Linked DNA regions of Homo sapiens: region 2 is linked to region 1. Evidence: chromatin loops called from intact Hi-C (ENCODE). Cell type or tissue: OCI-LY7. All regions are shown on one strand.

Region 1 (8,000 bases):
ATTTTGCACAGCATGGTAACTATTTGGAAGGCATATGCTGTGTTATAGTAGACTGACTATAATTTATAGTATAATTACATTTTACTATATAATATACATAATTTCTAGGAAATAAAAACATGAGCTCAGTGGAATTTATTAAAGCTTAGTGGAATTTTATTAAAATTCACTAACAGCCAAATTTATTTGAATTGATTTAAAATTTTTTATGTTGTTTTCAGGGATTAAAAGCCATGTATTAACTAGATCTAACGATTAATGATTTCTTGGTGGACAGTAACTCTAATACTAACAGAATGTATCTGTTGATAGGGAAAGTTCTCGAGTTATAAGCAGTTGTACTTAAGTTCTATATACCATTCTTTCCATCCTAAATAGCTGTATACTATAAATTAAAGCAAATAAAAATAGATCTAATTTTATGGAACTGTTAAATTAATAATCTGAAAATAAACGTATAAATCTTGGTGAGATAAACTTACTCCCGCTGAACAGCATCTAATTCATTCATAGCTTCACTGAGCCCCTGGTTAACAGTACTTTCTAGCAGGTGCTTGTGTTTCTCCAAGGACTCAAGCTCACTGGCACATTTTTCATCCTCTTCCTCTGCTTCCTATCAGGATAAAGTCACGGTTATGGGTTTCTTGATATTCACATTCTGTATACTCTAGGTGGATTTAAAACAATTATAAAAAGCACTTAAATAAAATCAGGTTGCATCATTTGTATTCTCAAGATGCTTACTGTTTTACATGCAAGAGACTTTAAAGTGCTCCTTTGGGAATCCTGTATTATAAAAACAAATGCGGCTGGGCATGGTGGCTCATGCCCGTCATCCCAGCACTTTGGGAGGTTGAGGTGGGTGGATCACTTGAAGTCAAGGGTTTGAGACCAGCCTGGCCAGCGAGGTGAAACCCCATCTCTACTAAAAATACAAAAATTAGTTGGGCATGGTGGCATGCACCTGTAATCCCAGTTACTCATGAGGCTGAGACATGAGAATCGCTTGAACCCAGGAGGTGGAGGTTGCAGTGAGCTGAGACTGTGCCATTGCATTCCAGCCTGAGCGACAGAGCGAGACACTGTCTCAAAAAAAAAAGGTGATTTTATTATTTTTTAATTTGAAAATATTTATTAAAATTTAAAATATATATAAGCTTTAAAATATATATAAACTTTAATTCGATGCTTCAGAAATTTATCAAAGGGAAGGAATGGAAAAATACATAAAGATATACAAAGATATTCACAGCAACATTATTGGTCAGTTGAAAATTTAGGGAAAAAATTAATAAGGGGCTAGCTAAATAAGTTATATATATATATATATATATATATATATATATACTATGTATATATGTAAAATAAAAACACAATAGAAGGATTGCTCTCTCTACATTTGTATGAAAAGATATCCATGATATCTTTTCTTGAGAAAGACAGATTATGAAAAACTATGTATAATTTGGTACCATTAAAAAAATATATGTTTGTATATCTGGAAGACACTCCCTAAACTTTAACCATTGTTTCTAGTGATGGGATTATGGTGGATTATAAGGTACATTTCAGTTCCCATTTTATACATTTCTCTCGAGTCTCTATTGTTTCTAATGAGTATTTATATTATGAACAAAAAATACTTTTTCCTTTAAAAAATTAAAAAGTCACTTTATTCTCAAAGATGCAGAAACTAAATAAAATTGGTTCAGTTTTTAGGGCGCCAAGGTCAACTGACTAGAATTCAGTAGTGAAGTTTTTTAGTTTTTTGGTGAGTTGGAAGTATTTACCAAATGTGACCTTTTCAAAAAGCTTGCATAGGATTCATTCAGCAGTATTTTCCAGTCTGAACAACAGGAAATTTTATAATATTTTAATTAAGATTTTTTCCCATGAGCTTCAAGGAAGCCTTATCTAGGTCCTTATTTCACAGATGTATTAACTATGCACAGGCAAAGTAGCCCAAATTAATCATTTCTAAGGTTTGTGAAGATTAAGTATCATAAAACCTTTCATTTAAGTGCGTCAGAGAGTAAACTCAAGCATTGTCATGGAGGATGTGTGAAAAAAGAAAAATGATTACCAATGTCTTATATTTCACATTTAGATCATATTATGTGGTATATTTTCTAAACATTTCACACCGTTTAAGAAAACAAATAGGTCCTAAATATAACACAGGCAAAGAGAAAAGTTTTCAATTCCTAATACTTTGTTGACATAAGTAAAAAATATTGGCATAGTTAAAATTTTCACATGAATTGTGTAAGTGGTAATGAATAGAGTCATCTGAATACTTTAAGTAAAATGCTGGTCAGACAGTAGAATGTTGAAGAATCAGTCTTTTTATTTTACCCACCTTCTAGATTGCACGTAAACAGTCTTTGGAATTTGACCAGGATAGTCAGTTTACAATGACTCTTGGTGGGCAACTACATATTCAAAAGACCTTATTGGGGTTCAGGCTTTAGCAGTACATAACAATAAATCTCTACAAAAAGGTAGGAGAGATTCTGTTTAGTTTTGCAAGGATACTGAGTCATATGCAAGTATAAAATACCAGATAAAGGAAAAGTAAATGTTCCTTTTCTATGGTAAAACAGCCCTAATCCAGAAAAATGTCCTTTAAAGAACAAAATAAAATGACTCCTTACGATAAACTTTGGCAGAGAAAACTAACCCAAGATACAAATTATAGGATATATATAGCTTAAAGATTTTGATTTTGATGTCAGAATATGTGACTCATCAAGCAATCATGACATAGCTTTTGATAACCTACGCAAACTGTGGCAAAGTTCTTACCTTAATTTTTTGTTGGTAAAGATCATCCAGCTTTTGAACTTCTTCTTTCAGAGTTCTCACACTTCTCTTGCTTTCTGTTATCATTGCATTCAACTGGGGAAATAAAACTTTGGTTGAGAAATCATAACTATACATCAAAGATATTTTAACAAGTTATAGAGTTTTTATATTATCAATCAACTAACTGAACAATGTTATTTCTTCTAGTCCTTTTGGACTCTCACTTATCATTTGTCCAAAAACTTTATTATTCTCCAAAGAGAAATTAATTTCAAAGAAACCTCAAAGTTAACGATGTTAATATCTGTTTTTCCACTAGTTGTTGTGGGAGTGCTTTTTAAGCTCTCATATATATTATATATTATTAATATTGTTATATCAATTTATTCATATATAAATAATTTTTGCCTCTGGATTTGAAATCTAGCTTTATTTAGACTATATCTACTACAGCTATTTAGCTTTTCATTTGTATGTTCATTTTCTAAAATGTTAAAAAAGAATTGTTTGTATTAATTTTATTGGATGTTTGCTATTATAGTCATGCATTCCTTCAAAAAGTAATAAGGTAACCACATTTAATCTTGTTAAAGCTTGAACTTTAAGATCAGTTGAAACCAAAACTGAAAGAAAAAAGTGTTTTTCAAGTTCATTTCCTGTTGGCAAGTGCTGATACCAGTTGATGTCAGCAATTAATAGAGAATGTTCTTCAGCTATACCAAGAGGAAACTGTTTCCTGCAGGAAACACAAAAGAGTAAAATGTATAAATAGCTGACTTTTTTTTAAAGGATAATTCTACACACATATGAAATTAAAAAAAAATTTAGGGGTTCAAATTTAGTGAAGCTATTATTATTTGCTACAAAACACAGGGTAGTGACATATACAACTAGCATACGCCCAGAACTCAAAACCAGATCTAACACCAAGAACTTTTTCTAAAGGTATGTTATATCTGCAGTAACTAACAAGTTAAACGAGTTGTTTTAAATTCACTTGTAATAACAACAACAGATACTCAAGTAACCAGAACTTCCACTGATTCTCATGGTTGGTCAAAAGCATGTTTACTCATCTCTGAGCAGCTTCTACTTTCCATGTCAGCATTACTAAAGCTGCATTAATTACTTAAACATTTTTTTCTGAGTCCCAAAGTACACATTTCCATTGTGTACATACACACACACACACACACACACACACACACACACACACACACACACACACACACATACATATAGCCCGCCCGACTCCAATTGCCTACTGGACATTCTCCACTTTGATGCCCCAGAGACCTGAAACTCAGCATATCCCAACCTACAATTCTCTCTTCTATATACTTCTCTTTTATATTCTTTATCAAGGTAAAGAACATCACCACATACCCATCTGCCAAAGATAAGACACCTGGGCATTCTTGATTTCTTTCTTGACCTTCACATACAAATGGACAACCAAACTGTTGTTTCCATCTTTAAATCTCCTTTCTCCGTCTTCACTGTAATAGCCTTGCTTTGGGTCCCTACCATTTACTATTCACTGTATAGGATATTGATAGGTCTCTTAATTGCATGGTCTCGTCTCATGCACCTCTCATCTATTCTTCAAAAGGCCAACAGTGTGAAATTACTAAAATAACAATAATTATTGTTATTTCCTTACTTATAAATCTTCATTGATCTCTACTGCCTAAAGAATACAAAAAAATTCAACCAGTAAGGCAAGCCCCTTCATAATTAGGTTCTTGTCTCTCCAGGCTTCTCCCTTATCTCACTTACACTCATGGTAATTTACTAATATGCTGTGCTCTTTGTTTTTTCTTTTTGGAGAAAGGGTCTCACTTTGTCACCTAGGCTGGAGTGCAGTGGCACAATCTCAGCTCACTGCAGCCTCCACCTCCAGGGCTCAAGCAATCTCCCACCTCAGCCTCCAGAGTAGCTGGGACTACAGGTGCATGCCACTACATCCAGCTAATTTTTATATTTTTGGTAGTGGCTGGGTTTTGCCATGTTGCCTGGCTGGTCCTGAACTCCTGAGCTCAAGCCATCCACCCGCCTTGGCCTCCCAAAGTGCTAGGATTACAGGCGTGAGCCACTATGCCCGGTCCATGCTGTACTCCTTGGTCTCTGGTCCTCAAGGTGTATGTGTGTGTGCATGCATGTGGATGAACATGAGCATCCTTCTGTGTATCCATTGGCCAACACCTACTTGTTATTCACAACTCAGCCCAGCTATCACTTCTCTCAGAAGGAGCCTGTACTTAAGTGTATTATGAGAATCCACAGTGCGCTGTATTCACATTACAAAAAGCTATGATAGAAGAAATTGTTTTCATGCCCATCTTCCCACTTAAAATGAAGTTCACAAAGGCAGATGCTGCACTGTACTAGTATCACCATCTATTACAGTACTAGGCACATAAGCACTCAAAAAATATTTGCTGCATAAATTTCAGTTTCAAATATTTAACTTTAACCTTTATTTACATTCATATTCATAAGTGTGATTAGCTTAATTTCTTCTTTTTGTAATATCTTTGTCATGTTGTGGTATGAGGCCTACATTAGCCTTATAAATGAATTAGGTCTCTTTATGCTCTATGATAATTTACATGTCACAGAAATCATCCAGTCTTCAGTATTTGAAAACAGTGACCTATGAAATTATCCGTTATTGGAGTCTTTTGAAGAGCAAATTCTCTTTTTCACTTTGGTTTCTGGTTACTTACATATTTTGACTTTTTTGGGATTTCTATTGTTCAGGTTACAATCCATTTCATCAAAAAATTTTAAACATAAATTTCTGTTTATACTATATTACTTCATAATTCAAATAAATTTCCACCATCTCTATAAACTATTTCTCATTTTATATTTTCCTGCTTTTTCTTAAATGGTTTTGGCAATTATTTTAAAATACTTTTCAGGTTAAATGTTTTGTTACTCTAATTTATTAATTTCTTTATAAACTTTATTATTTCCAGTTGCATTTTACCCCATCCCATCTTAACTTAAACTACTTGTCCAATAGGAAAAACAATTTTAGTTGTTAGTCTCTGTATGACATTACTGATCTCTCCCTTCTTGAAAAGTTTTCCCTACTTTGGCTTATATATATTACATAGGTGTATATATATATATATATATATATGTATAAACATATTCTCTTCTGTTGTTCTCCAACTAATTTTGTCCACTTTTTCTAAGAGTTTTTCCCAGAATCTCCTTCCTTTGCCGGTCCCTTAAATGTTGTTACTCTTTAGGATTCAATCCTCTGCCACTTTCCCCTCCACATTCATCCACATATATGGCTTCAACTATTACATATGCTCTAATGACCATCAAATCTGTATTTTCAGCCCTGATCTCCTTCTTACACTCTGAATCTATAGCTTCTGCTTCCTCCTGGATATCCTACAGACAGCAAGCTCAACATCTCACCACACCCTACTTTAAGTTTTCCTCCTTTAGGTTAATAGCACTATGATTCACTCAGTTGCCCACATCAAAAATATGGAAGTCATGTTGATACTTCTTTCTCCTCAAGCTTGCACATGCAGCCATGAAATCCTTGGGTTCTACCTCCTTAACATTTCCTAAACCTGTTTCCTTCCCTCTAGTTCTAGTATACATTGGTTTAAGTCTCCTAACATTTTCAGTTGCATCCCCTCTAAGCCATGTTTTCCTGTAGCCCAAAGGGTTTTGTAAACCTAAAAATCTGATGAGCATAACTGTACCTATGTCAGCCTTTTTCTCTATATGGGAGTGCCTGAAGGATGTATTTATCTCTAGGACACTAACATGGGTCCTAGTCTATAGTAGCCATTTTATAACTTTCCCCCATCTATAGCCTTTAAAAAGTTCAAGACAGTCTAAAAGATGTTTTAGATATGAAGTTCCTGTTGTTTGGAATTCATACCTTTTGAGAATCTCCAGGTTTTAGTACCCATTACAGCAAAAAACAGAAATCAAAATGAAGCAGGCTAAAGGAAGACTTCACTGCAAATAATCATCATTCCCAGGGAGCAGTCCCAGGGAGCAAATTCCTCATCTTTTCTCCATAGATATTTTAGAAACTGCGAATTACAGCAATAATAGTATGATGTGATCAAACTCTTCACTTATCTAATGTTACAAATTTTTCTATTTTTCTGAGAATGTAAAAATTCTAATACAAAGTAAGTCTTGATAGAATTTATTAATATTGGAAAAATGTCTTTCTGTGGGTTACTAGCATAATTATTTGTGAAATGCCATAGGTTTTGTTTCCAGATTGAGAAAAAATAAACAAGCTTCTCTTCTGAGAAAACATAAAATTTCATTTTATATCTTGAAATCTATTAGCCAGATCACAGTAGTTCCTGAAGAGCTGAATTAACAAGGGGTTTCCTTTAACTGCTTGGTGTCCTATAAATGAAATCCTTTGTGTGTGCATTTGAGAAGTAGCTTAACTTTTCTTAACTAACAATGTTTACTTTAAAGGTTACTAAATACAATAATAGAATTTTCCTTTTCAGGGATATAGGTGATATTAAGGATCTCAGAAGCAGAGACTACCTGAAATTCACTTTTGGAAATAGACTTTGAAAGGAATTTGAGTTCTCCTGAAATTCCATGATCCAGAATCCAAAAACTTGGTAAAAAGAAACCTCTTAATCTATCACAGCTAATTAGCTTCTAACGCCGTAATTATACTTGCCTACTTTCAAGGTAGCCACTTGAAGCCTCTTTTAGTATAAAAATATTAAATTATCTCAAGTTAGAGACACTTCTCTATTAAAAAAAGGAAAATTTACTTAGTTTCATCTCGCTTCATCATATGTGATGTGTGAAGGCTAGGATGTTTAAATGTCTTAATAAGTTACTTCAAATATTTCTGTCGAGAGCATACCCAATTCTCATTTTTTCATAGTTTTGTTAAAAAATTAATTCCTTAGCAATCAGAAACCATAAATAACTTTTAATTTTAGGTTTTAAAATCTAATTTTCACTTTTTATGACTTTTTATGTTTTATTACTTACTTGTTCTAAAGTATCCTCCAAACCCATTTTTTTATTTAGGGCTTTATTAATTTCTTCTTCAGTTTCATTCAGGAGTTCCTTAAGAGGTACCTATAAAATACATAGGAATGTGGGTGACATATAACATTTAATTACAAAATATCCCTCCTGAAGCATCTACACACTGTGATAGG
Region 2 (8,000 bases), 130 kb before region 1:
TGGGCAAAGATAATGAAAATACTTCAATCTTATCTGACAATAGATTTTATATCAGTAACATTATATGAACCCAAAAGCTTTCCTTTCAGATTAGGTATCTAAAACATCCATGGAAGGAAACATCACAGAAGATTTTTTTGTTGTTTGTTTTTTAAAGCAAGCCATACTAACCTACTTCTCCTTGAAGCTCTTGGCCCATCTGTACTGTTTTTCCTCCTTTCATTTCACATTTTAAATGTTTAGGTTCATCAGGAAGTGGTCTGAAATTGTTTAACAAGTTAGAAGTCTTTAGTGACACCATTAATTGAAGTAGTTCCAACATGCTACAGAATAACACATATATAATGTTCATATCCAATAACTCAAATACAATAACACTCCTTCAAATAACTGTTTAATTTATATAATCTGCTATTAATCCAAAAGAAAATAGGAAAAAGACACTTTGCAAAGATAGTAGAGAATATGGACCAAAAACTTACAGACATGTTAAGTCACAGTATTTATGCTGGATTAAAAGGAAATTATGACAAGAAAACAGATGAGTTAACAACTCATTGAGAGATCTCATTACGGTCAGAATGCAGTACATTTGAAAATTCTATCTCAAAAACAGAACTATCCTAAGTGTTGGGTAAAGTATAGAAATGGGTAGAGGAATTAAAGTGCAAGAGGTTATTGGAAAAGAGGTGGCCAAGAAATTGATAGGCCAGTGTAAAGGTTTTTTTTACACATTCACTTAATTCTGTCCCTTCAATATGAGTTCTACATATTAACTCTGGTTGGACTCTCAGCTTTAAAAATTCTCACTAAGCAATGAAAGGATTTTTCCTTCTGAACAACACTGACTGATCACACTGTATCTTTTGTATTTTTCACGTCTTTGTCATTTTGCAGGTGTTTTCACTGTTACTGGCACTAAACTTTCCTTTAATGAAGGTTCCAGCTACTAGAAGGCCAATTCAGTGCAAGATTACAGTGATAACAAAAATTAATCGCTATCACCAATGACACTTTATTCCAAAGACAATCTATTATATTTCATAGAAACCGTAATATTTTTACATTAAAAACAACTTTCATATATGTGCAATGGAGGACAGTATTTTGTTGCCATAGGCTGCAAAATATAATGAGTCCACAAACCTTACTGTAAACGCACTTTCCAAAGACACATGATCATCTTGGAATGAAACCTGGCAATAGCGCATATCTTTTACAGATGTTGGTACTTGCACATCAGGAAGCAGACCCTGTAGCAAGTGTTCTTTGTTAATCTCAGGAGTCCAATTAACCTAGGAGAAAAAGAGATATTTAACAATAATAAAGCTTCGTCTAATGTTCTCTTACTGCCACTTATCTTACTCTTAAAACTACATTATAATCCGTCTTCTTCACCCCCAAGAAAAAAGTCTCTTTATGGTCAGAAACGGTGTGGTTCATATACTAATATGATACAAAGGCATCCTCTTTGTCTTTGTTGTTAATATTGCCCTATTTTTTTAGTGAGATAAAATAAAAATTCTTAAGTCATTTCTTTAGAGCTCTGCCACAAAAGTATCACTGTGGCCATTATCGTTTAAAAGTAACATATAAATCAGATCATGTGATTAATTCTGAAAAGCAATATTCAATTATTTTTTGAAAAGAATCCTATTTATGGGAAAGCTTTCAATGAGATCTAGGTGGACGTTATTCTTAGCAAGGTGAGAAAAAAGAAGTTTGATCTAACTTTCTGGCCATACTTTGGCCTTAATCTCTTCTTAGGTGTTTTTAGTTCTGTATTAATTTATACCTCTTACATTCCATATTTTGTCACTTAATCCATACTTTTTCAAGTTGTTTGCTCTACTCTGTACTTACTTTTAAACTCCCAATACTTTCTATTTAAGAATTCTGACCTCAACTTTCTCTCTACTTTTATTTAGCCTTCTATAGTTGTGATTTTAAAATCACTCATATTCTATTTTTATTTTTGGTTTTTATAGACAAGGTCTCACTCTGTAGCCCAGGTTGGAGTGCAATGATCATAGCTCACTGGAGCCTCCAATTCCTGGGCTCAAGCAATGCTCCTGCCCCAGTCTCATGAGTAGCTGAGATTACAGGCATGCACCCCAGGTCTGCCTAATTTTTTGTTGAGATGTGGTCTCACTATGTTGCCCAGGCTGGTCTTAAACTCCTGGCCTCCAGCAATCCTCCCACCTCAGCCTTTCAAAGTGCTGGGATTACATGTGTGAGCCACCACATCTGGCCTTAAAATCACTAATAGTCTTTTTAAAAAAAATTTCTAAATTACACTTTATTTTTCCTCTACTTTTAGGTTCAGTAGGTACGTATACAAGTTTGTTACATGGATAAATTGCATGTCACTGAGATTTGGTCTATGAGTTATCTCATCACCCAGGTAATGAGCATAGTACCCAACAGGTAGTTTTTCAACCCCTGCTCCTCTATTACCCTCCCCTTTTTTGGAATCTCCAGTGACTACTTTTCCTATATTTTTATGTCCATGTGTATTTAATGTTTAGCTCCCACTTTTAAGTGAGACCATTCAGTATTTGGGTTCCTGTTCCTGCATTAATTCACTTAGGATAATGGCCTCCAGCTGCATCCATGTTGCTGCAAAGGACATGATTTTGTTCTTTTTTATGGCTGTGTAGTATTCTGTGGTGTATTTTCTTTATCCAATCTACTACCGACAGGCACCTATGTCTTTGCTGTTGTGAATAGTGCTGAGATAAACAGAAAACTGCACGTATATTTGGTGAAATGGTATTATTTTCCTTTGGGTATATATACAGTAATGGTATTGCTGGTTCAAACGATAGTTCTATTTAAGGTTGAGAAATCTCCAAACTGCTCTCCACAGTGGCTGAACTAATTTACAGTCCAACCGACAGTGCATAAGTGTTCCCTTTTCTCCAAAATCTTGCCAACATCTGTTATTTTTTGATGTTTTAAATATAGACATTCTGACTGGTGTGAGATGGTATCTCTTTGCTTTTGACTTGCATTTCTCCATGATTATGATTATGATGTTGAACATTTTTTCACATATTTGCTGACCACATGTATGTCTTCTCTTAACAAGTTATCTATTCATATCCTTTGCCCATTTTTTAAATGGGGTTGTTTTTTGCTTGTTAAAGTTCCTTATAGATTCTGGTTATTAGACCTTTTTAGAATATATAGCTTGTTAATATTTTTTACCATTCTGTAGGCTGTCTGTTTACACTGTTGGTAGTTTCTTTTGCTGTGCAGCTGTTTAGTTTGATTAGGTCCCACTTGTCAATTTTTGTTTGTGTTGTAACTGCTTTTGGGGACTTGGTCATAAATTCTTTGCCAGGGCCGACATCCAGAATGGCTATTTCCTAGGTTTTCTTCTAGAATTTTTATGGTTTGAAGTTTTACATTTAAGTCTTTAATCCATCCTGAGTTAATTTTTGTATATGGTAAAAGGTAGGGATCCACTTTCATTCTTCTGCATATGGCTAGCCAGTTATCCCGGCACCATTTATTGAATAGGGAGTCCTTTCCCATTGCTTGTTATTGTCGCCTTTGTCAAAGATCAGATAGCTGTATGTGTACAGTTTTATTTCTGGGCTCTCTAACCTCCTCCACTGGTCTATGTGTTTGTTTTTGTACCAGTAGCATGCTGTTTTGGTTACTGTAGCTCTGCAGAACAGTTTGAAGATGGGTAGTGTGATGCCTCTCATTTTGTTATTTTTGCTTAGGATTAATCACTTTGGCTATTTGAGCTCTTTTTTAGTTCCATCTGAATTTTAGAATAGCTTTTTTCCAATTCTGTGAAAAATGACAGTAGTTTGATAGGAACAACACTGAATCTGTAGATTGCTTTGGGCAGTACTAGTTCTTCTGACTCAGGAGCATGAAATGTTTTTCCCTTTTTTAGGTATCATCTATGATTTCTTTCAGTAGTGTTTTGCAGTTCTCCTTGCAGAGATCTTTCACTTCCTTGGTTAGATGTATTCCTAGGCATTTTGTGTTTTTTGTGGCTACCGTAAATGGGACTGTGTTACTGATTTGGCTTTCAGCTTAAAACGTAGTACAGAAATGCTACTGGTTTTTGTATACTGATTTTGCATTCTGAAACCCTACTGAAGTCGTTTATCAGCTCCAGGAGGATTTTGCCAGAGTCTTTAGTGTTTTCTAGGTATAGAATCATCTCCACAATGATGAGACAGTTTGACTTCTTTTCCTATTTGGACACCTTTTATTTTTCTCTTGCCTGATTGCTCTGGGTAGAACTTCCAATAGTTGAATAGAATTGGTGAGAGCAGGCATCCTTGTCTTGTTCCAGTTCTCAAGGAGAATGGTTCCGGTTTTTGCCTGTTCAATATTATGTTGGCTGTGGGTTTGTCATGGATGGTTCTCATTATCTTGAGGTGTGTTCTTCAATGTCCAGTGATGGCTTTTATCACTAAGGGATGTTGGATTTTATCAAAAGCATTTTCTGCGTCTACTGAAACCATATTAAATCATACGGTTTTAATTTTGTTTATGTGGTGAATCACACTTTATTTGCGTATATTCAGGGTTGGTTCAACCCTGAATCTCAAAAATAAAGCCTACTTGTTCGTGGTGAATTAACTTTTTTTTTTTGAGATGAGTCTTGCTCTGTCTCCCAGGCTGGAGTGCAGTGGCGCAATCTTGGCTCACTGCAACCTCTGACTCTCGGGTTCAAGCAATTCTCTCTCTCAGCCTCCTGAGTAGCTGGGATCACAGGTGCCCGCCACCATGCCTGGCTAAATTTTTGTATTTTTCTAGTAGAGATGGGGTTTCACCATCTTGGCCAGGCTGGTCTTGAACTCTTGACCTCGTGATCCACCTGCCTCATCCTCCCAAAGTGCTAGGATTACAGGTGTGAGCCACCACGCCTGGCCCGTGGTGAATTAACTTTTTAATGAAAATCACTAATATTCTGTTTCCTAGTTTATGCTCCTCTAATGTTTTTAGTTACCTTTTTATCTTTTAAAACCATCTTTAGTCTCTGTTCTTTATTGTATTAAAAAAAAAAAAGGAAAATAAGCAAGCAAGAGTTCCACAAAAAAGATAAAAGGCTTTCCTCACTCACCCTGGCTGCGTACTCCCCTCAATAGATTCCCCAGCTCAGTTCAGGCTGACTTCCTTGTATCTTGGCTTAATTCTCTCAACACTACAAAACCACTGTAAAGGCTGTACATTCAACTTAAGTAAAATGGAGTACTCACTATCTTTTACTGTCAATGAAGAAGTGCACAGACATACATAATTACCAAATTAGAGGCAAAATGTGTCAAATGCAGGCAACAACCTTAGAGAAGGTATGATAGGGAGAGGCTCTCCAGTCGGTTTTTCTTAAACTTCTTAAGAGAGGAGGAAATGGAAGCATGATTGTGAGAAAGCAAGGAAATAGTTCAGAAGCCACATCCCTGGCACCACTATTAAACCACTACTTACCTTCAAATCTGCTTATAGAGATAAAAATGGCTTACCTCCTTTCCAAGCAGAATCAGAATTATTTCTATCTCAATTCTCTCTTCCCTCATTATGAAGGGGAAAAAAAGCTGGCTAGAACAAGCATTGTTCCAAATAAGATTTTAAAACTCAGGTCAGTTGAACCCGTGGCTAAATAATCCTTTTGAATTACCAGATCTTATGTTTGGAAACACAAGATGGGTATGGTGTATACCGGTATGGAAGAGCAACTCCTACATAGTGCCAAACATGTTAACTCTCCAAAAATTTGGCTAATTGGGACTCCGTACTAAGAGTCTATGAATGTCAGCTCTCCAGACATGGAGGAATGCTTATTTCTAACTACCTCAAAAGCCTGGAATTTTGATAAATTATTTTTCCACACTTGGGAATTTTATCTCCATAGACATCAAGGGAAAAAAGTACAGTAAGTTCTGTTACAATGCTTACTTTGAAAATGTAAATTTGTTCCAGTACAATTACGTTTACTTTGAAAATGCAAATTTGTTCCAATACAACTATCAGTAAACAATTTAAGCATAAGGCAAATTTTACTTTTGCTTAGGTACAATTTCATCTATGAAAAAACTAGGTCAACATAGAAAACTGTACCCAGCTGAACCAAGTGGGAACACAACAAATGTTGCACCTCAAACACCTATCAGTCACCTCAGTTGACTATGTGTTAATGAGCCACGCTCATCCACAGACTGTTAAAACAACTTTCCCCTCACTTTCAGATAACCTTCCTTCCACCACTTCACAGGAACTCAAAAGCTGCAATCATTGCTTCATCAAGCTAGGTAACCTCCCATATTATTATAGTATTTATGTATTTCTTAACATTTAACATGTATTATCATTATTGTTTTTGCCACTATTTTATTAGGTTCTCTTAACGGGTTACTGAGAAAGTTTGAGTATTGTGCCTCTAGTTTCCATTTTCCCTCATAAGCCCTGTGATTTTTTATTGTACAATTTTGCACAGCAGAGTGATTCTGGAGAATGCATGTGTCTCATTATAGAAGAACAAACTGAACTTTGAAAGAAGCAAGCATAGACTGTCCACTATTCTTTCAGTCAACCATCAAAGGAATGCTAAAAAGCTGTCTACTTTATGTAATAAGACTTAACATTTTGATTTGGCTCCCTGTTCAGTGAGGTGTTAAGTTTCAACATGCAGACTCAACCCTATCAAGGTACAAATGTCATATTTAGATGACAGCAGGTTGATGAGGACCAACAAAACTCTTTTCTAAGGATCATATTTTTAGAGTGGTATACCAATTTCAATAATTTCCAATGGCCAAATAGAGGCTCTGTAGTTAACAACACTGTTTCACTGCTTGCCTTTAACAGATCTTTTGTTTAGTGCTTTCAGAACTGCTACCAATTTATTGCTAGCTTTATCAAGGTGGTGATGTTGATTATGATTGCAGAAAAACAGCTAGTCAGGAAGAGCACAACTAAACAAAATGCCAAAACCTAGATTTTTAAGTGTCAAAATCATTTTTCTAAGTATAATTTTGTCACATATGAATCATTTGCATTTCAACCTATTCCATGAAAAAAGCTTATTCTGCTTACAATTTGAAATGATAGTATAACTTTTCTGTGACAAGCTTCTTTTTTAGATGCTACCCATAAAACGGCTTGTTCAGTCTTACAAACATAAAATTTAAAAAGTTCTTACAAATAACCAATCTGTTAGAGATACTTACTTTAATTTTTTCTGCTAAAGCTGATGTTATATTGATTTCTCTTTCTCCTTCATCATACATTTGAAAAATAAGATTATGCATAATATCACCCGCTATCCAATTAACCTCATCCTGATGTTTGATCTGAATTGCCTTTTGTCCTTCTACACTGAATATTTGTAGTCTTGCAACATGGCTACTGGGAAGCAACTTAATAGTCTTCTCCACAGGTGCCACATCTTTACAACTCTAGAAAGAGAAGAAAACACAAACACTGAGTGATATCTGTACTGAAATTTTACACTCCTGAAGAATTTACTTTCAATATTATGGAAGACCATCTCATACATTGTTATACTCACAGGTTTTGTCATTAAGATGGCATTATACTATTAATAATTCCGTATTTTATACCATCAGGTTATAAATGGCAGTGGCCACATTCTTAAAATAAAAACAATTGTATGTGGACTAAAAGGATTCCCCTCCTTTTTATTTTTTTTGAGACAGAGTCTCACTTTGCCTCCTAGGCTGGAGGGCAGTGGCATGATCTTGGCTCACTGCAACCTCTGCCTTCTGGGTTCAAACTACTCTCCTGCCTCAGCCTCCAGAGTAGCTGGGATTACAGGCGCCTACCACCATGCATGGATAATTTTTGTATTTTCAGCAGAGATGGGTTTCACCACGTTGGCCAGGCTGGTCTCAAACTCCTGACCTCAGGTGATCCACTGGCCTCGGTCTTCCAAAGTGCTGGGATTACAGGCATCAGCCACTGCGCCCGGTCCCTTCCTCTTATTTCCAAGTTTCTTTAAAAGTATTGCC

What was found. A loop is a pair of places that touch in the nucleus more often than their neighbours do. Peaks named below come from ENCODE experiments on the same cell type or tissue, not always from the same donor. Only the 100,000 strongest peaks of a DNase experiment are listed, where the experiment ranks them.
Region 2: a loop joins it to region 1, with 2.4 times the contacts of the local background. A loop is called at or near these places in 2 of 110 quality-filtered maps.

The regions. Positions count from the first base shown.
Region 1 is chr18:2,601,313-2,609,312 of GRCh38, reverse strand. NDC80 (NDC80 kinetochore complex component) reads right to left here. Exons shown (of 17, transcript NM_006101.3): 13 at 7,828-7,917; 14 at 2,806-2,898; 15 at 483-613. Among named protein-coding and RNA genes, the nearest start is that of NDC80, 34 kb to the right of the region's middle. In OCI-LY7, no CTCF peak of the experiment used is centred here; a DNase peak (open chromatin) is centred at 3,452.
Region 2 is chr18:2,731,692-2,739,691 of GRCh38, reverse strand. It overlaps SMCHD1 (structural maintenance of chromosomes flexible hinge domain containing 1), which reads right to left. Exons shown (of 48, transcript NM_015295.3): 25 at 7,200-7,427; 26 at 1,147-1,295; 27 at 172-260. Among named protein-coding and RNA genes, the nearest start is that of SMCHD1, 80 kb to the right of the region's middle. In OCI-LY7, no CTCF peak of the experiment used is centred here; no DNase peak of the experiment used is centred here.